Regions from separate parts of the Homo sapiens genome. Here region 1 is linked to region 2. A link is a contact called in ENCODE Hi-C data. All regions are on one chromosome and are shown on one strand. Each heading gives the region's core, a stretch centred on a gene start or an enhancer-like site at or near the end of the contact. The rest is flanking DNA. Distances are from core to core; before and after follow the strand shown.

Region 1 (5,130 bases), core at 80-2,579, 130 kb before region 2:
AGAGCTTGCTTACTGGGTCCCTTAAGTATGAGGAAAAATCCATACTCTAACTTGTTTACTGTAGTGGTGAATATTTCATGTACATCAAGACACATTATTGTATATCCAAAACATGAAGTACAATTTTTCACTTGAGGAAAAAAAAAATGATTTCTTTATCCTATGTATTTGTAGTTGCTGTTTTTCTTTAGTATGTCATCTAAAGGTTGAATTGTAGTCTATGTTTCTTTGATGAGAACTAGGAGTTTCATTAGACAAGGTCCCAGGAGGGCTATCAAGTATGTTATTAAATAAGCTTTGACTTAAGAAAGCAAGAAGGCAGATTCAGAACAACTGTAAGCATTCAAATAATTCTAAGAACAAGAAAGGCTATTTACTAGCAATCTTTTATGTGGCTAAGAATGCCTGATAGGGGCTGATGGTGAAGATCATTTATCAATGGAGTAAGTCTGAATTCTAGGCTCCAAGGCAGCTATAGTTTCTCAAATACACTTGTGTGAGTCTCTATTTTTGGTGTGCAAAGCAGGTAGTGCTTGGGTTGTTCTGATTGATCTGAATGTTCTATCACCAAAAGCCAGAGTTAAATGTTCCCTAAGCATAAGAGGTGTGGCCCATCACTTTATAATATATGCATTACAGCACACAGAGAAGTGACTCAGAGTCATTCGGAAGAAACAGGAACTCTGCTTATAACTCTTATTTTAGCAAAAGGCCAAGCCTTGCCTTTCAGTTATATATCTTTGTTAAAGGTTGTTTTAGCCCAAAGGTCTTTTTTTCTCCTCACTCTTACCAATTTCCTTTAGGGTTGGGTTTCTGTTGCAACTGAGTTGTTTTGATGATAATGTTTCCTTTAAGATGATTATTTGTTTAAAGTTCAGGCTAATAAAAATAACATCCCATTAAAAATATTCTGGAGAGCATAAGAACATTTTAGGATGTTAATTGCTCATGTTAACCAGTCATCCGTGAAACATATGCCAAAAATGCTCTGAAAGGTTCCAAAATGCCTCTTGCAGTGATAAATCTTTTACAGGTATGATTATGTGGAAGCAGAAATAAGAAAAAGTACATCCAACATCTGGAGTCAAATGGTTTACTGAAGTAAGATTACAAAATTAAATTTAAATGAACTTAATTGAAAGGGGAGGGGAATCTAATTTAATATGGACATTCATCATGTCCTCATTGAAGTTTCTTCTAGCACCAGAAAAATACAATGAAGTCTGAATACAAAAGTTGGATAAAGCCTCTAATGGAGTGTGAAAAGATGACCAAAGAGACACAGTCAGGCAGAATATATTCTCTTTTTCTTTTTGCCATTTAAATGACATGGAATACCCAACTGTTTTGAAAAGGTAGTATCAATCAAGAAACTGAGCTTGGAAACTTATCTGTTTTAACTGTCTCTACTGTTTGGAGTTTCATTGTACATACTTCATCACTTAAAGATGATGATTACTAGGTTTGGTTTTTAATTCAATGATACCTGACTAAAGACTCCAACAATATGCAGTTATAAGAAAATGGAAGGAAGGAAGGAAGGAAGGAAGGAAGGAAGGAAGGAAGGAAGGAAGGAAGGCAGGCAGGCGGGCGGGCAAAAAATAAGAGTGTTAATTTTAAATTAAATCACCTGACCTTTGGTTTTCATCCTCTAAAGAAAAAAAAATAAACAATGGACCCCCTTAACATTGTGGTTCTTAGTTCTTGCTGAATAGTTTCGGTCTTCCTAGTTCTTAAACATTCTGTGCTCTGTGTGCTAAGGAAGATGTGTGAAGAAATCAAAATTACACACTATGAAGTTACATATCTATAATTACGTGGAGACAATAGAATTTTATTTTATTAAATTGATTATTTATAGATTCTAGAAAAGACAGTCAAATGTTATTTTACTGTTTGTAGTCCTACACACTATGGACATTGCTAGAGGTTAACTTTATGATAACTTCTTACCATCAACTGACACTCAGGTTCCCATCATCTCATCTTTCCCTTCAACCTCATAAATATTTAGTTTTTGTCATACATGTCATTGGCACCTTTACTTCTGATCCCCCCTTATCTAAAAGAGAGTCTCCTAATACCTCCCCATCCCAACCACAAATCTAATCTCATATGGTACACACTCATCAGTCAAGTGGAAAGTAAAGGCAAAAAAATCCTTAAGCAGAAAACTGGAATGAACAGTTGCAGATGCCAGAGAAACAGGAAGCATCAAAAACAAAGCATTAAAATTAATCTATCACCTGAAGCCAAAACCAAGGAGTAGATGATAAACATAAATTATTAGTGCATATTTATTTAGGAACTACTCTTCATAAGTGCTGAGCACTTTCAAATACATGAGGGTAGTTAAACATAGCAACCCTGTGATAAGAAAATAGAGGATAATAGCACTTCACTGATGTCTTCAGCATTGTATAGCTGGTAAGTAGCAAAGCCAGACACCAGTCCCAGTCCTTTCTTGTCATATCCAATGCTCTTACTCTATATGGCACTGCCTCAGAAACTGCAGGTGGTGAGAACCTGAGATTGAGAACCTAAGGGAGAATGAGGAGTATAACAAGGGGACTGAATCTTGTCTTGGAATGTCAATAAAGAAATAACCAATGGTACAGGTGAGGATGAAAAGTGAATAATTTTAACTGTTAAGAAAAGTTCATTTACCTAAATCATGTGTTCTTCACTGACTCGTATCATCTACTTTCAATAAAAAGTCCAAACATATTAGACTTTAAAATCCTTGCAATATCTCTACATTGTAAGATAAGAAGAGAAATAGCAATTTTATGCTTCATGATAACCCCAATGGTACTGATGGTCTATGTCACTAATTGTGATCGTAATTCTATTCTTATCTACTTCATATGTACATTTTTTTGTTCTAGAGAACTGAATAGCTGCCCCTAAGGTCACAAACAGAAAATTACTTTTTGGAGACAGTGGGCCTGAGGCCTTAGATTTCATTACAACTTGCATTTTATTATAGTCCCATAGAATGACTGATCATAGGTAGTGCCTCCAAAAACTATATGAATATTATCATCCTTCCCAAAAAGATGTTGGTTTTAGAATTGTTTTAGATAAAAAGAGGAAAAGTTAACAGTCACTTATGACTCAACAACAGTTCTCACATCTGTTCAGCAAAGGCAGAATATCAGGACAAACAATGGAGAGGGCCACTAGGACTTGCAATGCACATACCTTCACACAGCTCAGAATGCACAAAATAGAAGATGGGCAAAACTATGGGGCAACTAGCATGCACAGAGGGGGAGAAGGCAGTATTTCCAGAGACATTGGAGGCAATGGACATACATTTATTCATTCATTCACAGCATCAAGGAGTAGAATAGGTTAGGAGAGAAAATTAGGGGAGGGGGAAGAAAGGTTTATAAATAGGTTGAGGGGAGAAACAGCAAAGATCACAAAAGAATGCTTTAAATGACGAAAATCAGTTTCACAGTTAGTCTGTATATGACAAGCCCAATAATACAATGTTCTACTGTTGAAGGAAGGCAAAGGTATCCTCTGATTAAAATTGAGCTATTGGGCTCTGTAATGATGAACTCAGAGGGAACCAGCCCATTCAGTGTAAGACCACCAAGCTGAAGGCCACTGTTTGGCTCAACTTAAGAGGGTATCTGTGTGTTCTGAGCACATCACCCTTCTGAAGGATAACAGTCTCCTCAGCAACAGTCAATCACCACCTGACAGCTCTTCATGTTCTTGGAAAGGTCCGTCTCACCCCCAAAACTTGCATATAACTCTCTTCCCTCTCAATGCTCATAGCCTCACCACCACCACCTGCCCTGGACCAGCAGACCAGCTATTATTGCACCATGGCAGATCAGTCACCACATCAGCCCAGCACTTCCAGGTCATCTTTTATCTCCTCTTCTCTAATCCTCATGTGGCTTTGTTCACTACTTGTTCTGATCTTGGCCTCATACTTCCTGAAAGTCTTTCACTGAATCCTCTGGGACTTGAGGTCAATCATCAGTAAATCTGTTTATTCTCTACTTCCTATGGAAACTTCTCTTTCACCTTTTTGCACTAGTTGAAATCTGACTTTCCAGATAACGCCCATTCCACTAAAGCCCTTTCAAGAGATAGCTTTTACTCTCCTAGATCCCTCTTACCAAGGAGCATAAAAGTATAGTAGGTGTCCTCCATGTTCTTCATTACTGTGTCCAGGCCTTTTGTCCTTCTTCCTCAATAAAACTCCAGCTTTCTCTTTCATGGCATCAGGCTATACTCCCCTTCTCTTGTTGGTGCTTCCTCCACCATCCTCCAGTTCATTCTCCCTCCATTCATTGGAGATTTTAGCATATGGCTCATTATCACTTTCTCTAATACTATCCTTATTTAATTTTTGGCCATTTTCATATCCAATGGCATGATCCTTCCAATATCCTGTTTCTCAGTTTCTGGACTACTTTGCTTTTAGAGATTTCATCAGCCATCCTTCTTGAGCCACTCACTTCCACAGTCAAACACTTGACTTTGTGGTGATCAATAACTGCACTCCTTGCAAAAATCTCAATTTTAAATATTCTCTTCTATGATCATGATCTCTTATTTTTCCTGATCACTCCTTCTAACACCCTAACTCCTACAATTCTAAAATCCCACAAGGACCTGAAATTCACTCTCTGTGTCTCTGAGACATAGCTCTCTCATGAAATCCTCTCTTCCCTCTTCTCTCCTTTCCAGCTTAAATTCCATAGAGGATCATTGTAATATTTTCCCAGCTCCTTTTTATCTTGGTGAACTTTCCTGGTGGAATCATAACCCTCCTTAAACTCAATCAGATGATCACTGTATGCTTGCACTTACGCAGTCTAATGTGACTGACATTTGGTAAACAATCAAAAGAGAACTTTCATATCCTGTGACTACCATCTCTTCCCACCTATCCACACCTTTCCTGTTCTTACAGACAAGTTCTTTGTGCTCTTAGTCAAGGTCACCTTCTCCACCTAGGCACAGGACCCTATCCTCTCTTGCTGAAGTAATTGAAGCAGTCTCCTAAGTGGTCTACCTACTTATGCCTTCCCTACCCACCCTGAGTTTCTTCCTACTCTGCTCTGAATGTTCATGTTCCGCCAAAATCCTTATGTTGAAATC
Region 2 (5,150 bases), core at 223-2,722:
AAGGACCAAACTTCTCATGCTAACCCACTGTTAATTTAGAGAGAGGAAAAGAAGAGTTGAAGGAGAGTGTCTCCATTTTTCAAACTGTGGAATCCTGGCTCCCGCTGAAGTTGGAAAAATAAGATTAATAACTTATGTTTATCTAATCTGTAATTTTCAAAAATAACTTCTAATACATGAGCTCACTTGATGCTCTTAAACCTGCAAAGATACAACAAAGACTAAAAAATATAAACAAATATCTTCCATATAAGATACATAAGTATGTGTATTTACCTTTGTTTTACAGCTGACAAATGTGCTGCAGATAATAAACACAGGCCTTTCAGCTAGTGAAAAGTGAGCAACGGGGACTTCAAACCTGATGCCCCCTCTTGCCGGCCTATTGTCTTTCTGCTTCTCTTGGCTCTCCCTACTCTGTTAAAGCCTAGGGCTAAGCTAAGGCTAAAAGGGTATTAATGATTCCTTTCAGAGGCAGCTAGGACAAAGGAAATATTGCACAAGAGAACTAAATGCTTCAGATTTTGTTCCAGACTGAGCAGAGAAAAAGAGAATGAACACTTTCAAATATTAAGATTGTTGCTTCTCATCTCCATCTTTGTCAATTGTTGGCCAATAGCTGAAAAGAATAAACATTTAAACAACGTATACATTTCACCTTATAGGTAGCCTTTCAATTATAGGTAGGGGAAAAATGAAGGTCTCTGCAAAGTACAGAAGGAGAATCCTGCAGGAAGGGACCCAGAGGCATGCTATCAAGAGTGCACTGGAATGTTTTGTTTTGTGTTCTGTGCAAGACAGAATCATTTCATTATTTACAAGAGTTATTCTTTTCCTACCTCAGGAGGAAGTCAGAAAATGAGAACACGGAAACGCTTTTTGTAACATTTTAAATTTTATTTCTTAGGTTTGAGAAAGAGATTAAAGGCTGGGCACCGTGGCTCAGACCTGTAATCCCAATACTTTGGGAGGCCAAGGTGGGCAAAGCACAAGGTCAGGAATTTGAGATCAGCCTGGCCAACATGTTGAAATCCTGTCTCTGCTAAAAATACAAAAATTAGCCGGGCATGGTGGCACGCACCTGTAATCCCAGCTACCTGGGAAACTGAGGCAGGAGAATCGCTTGAACCTGGGAGGTAGAGGTTGCAGTGAGCTGAGATTGCACCACTGCACTGGGCGACAGAGAAAGACTCCAAGAAAAAAAAAAGAGAGAGAGAGATTTAAATAAACTAGCATTGTCACAAAGTAGGAATAAAAGAGATTCCCACAGTCTTTTTTTTTGTTTTTCCTTCGGAACTGTAAGGTTCTTAACTTCTCCAATAGTGCACGGCTCTGAAAAGTACTTTTAGAAAGCAGTTCCAACATTTCTTTTCAGGCAGTTCTTAAGAATGTTGGAATGTGAACAACAACAAAAAAAAGTTGCTTCAACCACAGCCTGCACTCTGCATTTGGCCGGCAAGCACTGCTGACGTTGCAGAATAAATACCAATGACACCACAAGCAACTTGAAAAAATTTTTTGGACTGACAAAGCTCACATTATGCAACACTTAATTGAGTATATTTCTTCACATAGAGAGAAACAGCACAGTGGTCACAGGGTAAAATCCAGTGAATTGAATATACTGGGCATTTTAATTGCAGAAAATTGTGCATTCCTGCCATCATTGTTTATAATAACTACATACACGTGCTGCATTAAACCAGTTCTGAGTTTAAGACCTAAATGAACCAGACTCAGACACACAGACTGCTTTCCTACTCCCTACTGCCATCATAGACTAAACAAGTATCAGTCATGAATAAAACATCAAGGTGAAATATAAATATACACATCGCCCTTCTCAAAAGTATCATGGCAAAGGCCCTTACACATAATAAAACTGCTTGGTGCATCTCTTATGGGAAGACACAGAGTACAGACAGCTGTGCTAGTCCTGGACTCAAGAGTCCAGCCTTTATTAACCCAAAGCTTAGGGCACTAAGCCACCTCTCGACACCAAGGAAGAGTGGTGAATTTAGGCTAATCTCACCAAAAATGCAACAACGCACAATTGTAAAGGCAGACAGCCCAGTAAGGAACTGCCAGGATGCTTAAGGAATTAAAGAATAAGACCAAGAAACCTCAGTCAAGATTTAGAACTAGGGAAACAGTGAAAAGCTACACTGGAGCAGGATGCTCTCTCCAGTGGAAGCAAGATACACCCAGAGCCCAGTGTGATGAGGCACACTGCTGGAGGAGGATGAGAGCTTCATGCAAGGAAGAACCAGGTGGGCCGCAAGGCATCTCCTCTGCCTCTCCCACCAACATGCTCAAATTCGGCTTTGAACCTCTGGAAAATAAAAATCAACCACCAGAGTCCCAAATTAGACATTTTTCCAAGAATTGAGTCATTCTACTCCAATATTGGATTCAGTAATCTCAGAAAAAGATGCAAGAAATCAATTTCCTGATAAAAACAAAATATCTCATCAAGAGCACTCTTGGGAAACAGACTGCACAGCCAGGCGAACAAGTCAGAGAGCAAAGGATGCAAAGACTGCCAAGCAGCATGAAATGAAGAGCAAATATTTGAACTGGTATACCCATTTCCTTAGGAAATGTGGTTGCAATGAAAAAGTGATCAAAACAAATGATAAATATTTTCTCCATCTAAGTCATTGCTCACCCTGTACACAGTACCCAGGCCCTGGGATGGATGACACCAGTCTTCATGGACTACACAATATACGCTGTGATTTGCTACTCAAAGGGTGCAAGGCTAACGTTTGCCCTTATCACGTTTATTTGTCTGTGTATCCCTTACATGGAAATCCAAGACCTCCTTGGCCCTGCCATGTGTGCACCAAGCTAGCTCCCAGTTCAGATCTCAGGACCCGGCTCATCAAATCCATGGTTAACAAGCTTTCTTGAAGGTTCTAAATGCAATCATTGTTTTAAAAACTCATCTGTTTGAAATAAAAAAAAAGAAAGCATTGCCAGGAACTGCTTAAAGGAAAACAAAAAACTCATTTGATTTTTTTTAAAACTTTGCCCATCAGCTGCCAAGTAAACTTATTAAGTCTTCGTTTTATAAGGAATCATGAAACACATCCAAAAGCAATTTTATATAGCCAGTAGGTACTAACCAAACACACTGCCATTCACATTTACAGGTTTCTTTTTTTCTGCATCCCACTGTAAACCTCTCAAAAATGAAAGTATCACATCTTTTTATACTCTTTTAGTTTCTATCACAGTTCTCTGAACACAGTGGTCTTTCAAAGTTCATGGTGGCCTTTCAATCAATATTCAATGTTCAATGTTTCAAGCACAGAAACAGTGCATATTCTATTCACACATTTATTTGCTTTTCTGTTTTCTAAAAATAACATGACTTATTCATTTTAATGTGTTCTTCCTACATTGGAGAAAAGAGATTTCCTGAGAAGCAAAGAGCAGAAATTCTGCATATGTGCATATACATGAGATTTCTCTTACAAACATATCAACAGGTGGAGCATGTTAACTTGATTTCACGCGAGAACAGAGGCCAAACTTTGCTTACTGTTGTACACTCTGACTTGAGAGAGAGAGACAGAGACAGAGAAATAAAGAACAGCTAAAGACAGATATAGATTAGATAGACATAACCAAACACAACAAAAGGTCTATCACAGTGTTATGGTATTATCAAAACATTATGATGATAAAAATAACTTTCTGTAATAATGTTGAAGATATGAGTGCTAGAAGGAGGTTCAGAGAGAAAAATCAAAGCATTATAGATAATAGTGGGACAACACAGTGGCATATGTAGGGCAGAGTAGAGAAATATCTGGGAGTGAAGTTGGTACCAGTTTAAAAGGACATGGTCCCATTCCCTAGAATTCCCATAGAAAACTGAGACAAATGCTTCAAATCAAGGCAGCTGGTTAGGAAGGGAAGAGAGTAAAAGACACACAACAACATGGGCTTCCTAAAGGCTCCAGTCATCATTTTCAGTCAGATCCTAGATGCCATCTGCAGGTGAGAGTCCAGTGCTGGAGTTCTAGGGCTGCATCCTCAGGTCCCCATTTTCCTGAGACAGTTTTCTGAACGTGAGGGAGGGAGGTAGAGAAATTCAGATAACAGACTTACAACCTCAGGCATCAGCCAAGTTTCTTCTCCAGTTACAACATGTGAACACAAAGGCAATTCATGTTTAGTAATCTTATATTGAAAAGGAGACCTTTTTGCCCTTATAGCACTGAGGAACTCCAAATAGGATCATTCAAATTTTCATAGCCCTTCCAACAGTTTCCATCTTAGACTTCGGGCTTTTTTTCTCCATTAATTTGCCTGCCATTAAGTATCCAAGTTGGATATGAGGAATATTATGCTGTGGATATTTCTTCTATTACTCTGAATGAAGACCTGAAACGTAATGGAATAGCCTAGCTATACATCACTGAAAGACTGTATTTGCCAGAACAGAAATTCATTACAAGAGACGGTATCACATAAATGGTTCTGTATAAGAGGGCTATTTCCATGTCTTTGTAGAGGAACCTGAATTATACAACTCTGTTATCTGGCTACAAATTTCTTAAATAACCTCATGCAATAAATGTTTTACTTACTCTATGCACCCATGCGAATGGTTAAGTTTTTGTTTTTCCGGTCCCACATATTGGCTGTATGTATTGGAGAGAAGACTAACAAAGTGTTCATTCACGAGACTGCGGTCATTTTTATTGCCTCATCTTGATGTCTCAGTTACTGTTCAAATAAGTGATATGACACTAGTGTAGCAGAAAGGATGTCACTCTAAATTTGAATATATGTGTGTGTGTGTGTATATATATATATAATTAAATTGATGTTATATATTTGTAGTAATTAATATAAATCATTTCCGGTGATATACATATATATAAATGATTTATATGTATTTAAAGTTTGGATTTTAAAATGATTCAATGATTATTATTTTATTAAAAAACATGTCTGTTTCTTTCAGCTCTGTCATTCTTCTACTTACACAGAACTGAACAATTCTTCATCTCCCAGTTTCTCAATCTCTCTCTTCCTCTCTCATTTCAGTTTAATTCCCATGGAAGTGTTGGAAGTAATTGCCCTCTGAGAATGTGAGACTGGATGCTAAATGAAACATTCTTACTTTAGTTTCA

What was found. Hi-C counts contacts between places; a loop is a spot of excess contacts on that map. Pooled maps may share reads with other maps.
Region 1: a loop to region 2 is called in a map of PC-3, with 4 times the contacts of the local background. The contact joins two enhancer-like sites. A Hi-C loop is called at or near these places in 4 of 168 maps with a recorded cell type or tissue (A673, IMR-90, MCF 10A and 1 more) and 2 of 50 pooled maps.

What each region holds. Positions count from the first base shown.
Region 1 is chr15:47,418,630-47,423,759 of GRCh38, reverse strand. It overlaps a transcript of SEMA6D not described here. Among named protein-coding and RNA genes, the nearest start is that of SEMA6D, 300 kb to the left of the region's middle. Within about 2 kb of position 1,329, at least 2 of the 41 ENCODE cell types and tissues checked have a DNase peak (open chromatin) inside an H3K27ac peak, as active enhancers do; they include A673, where a contact is called at or near this core.
Region 2 is chr15:47,290,298-47,295,447 of GRCh38, reverse strand. It overlaps a transcript of SEMA6D not described here. Among named protein-coding and RNA genes, the nearest start is that of SEMA6D, 420 kb to the left of the region's middle. Within about 2 kb of position 1,472, at least 2 of the 41 ENCODE cell types and tissues checked have a DNase peak (open chromatin) inside an H3K27ac peak, as active enhancers do; they include A673, where a contact is called at or near this core.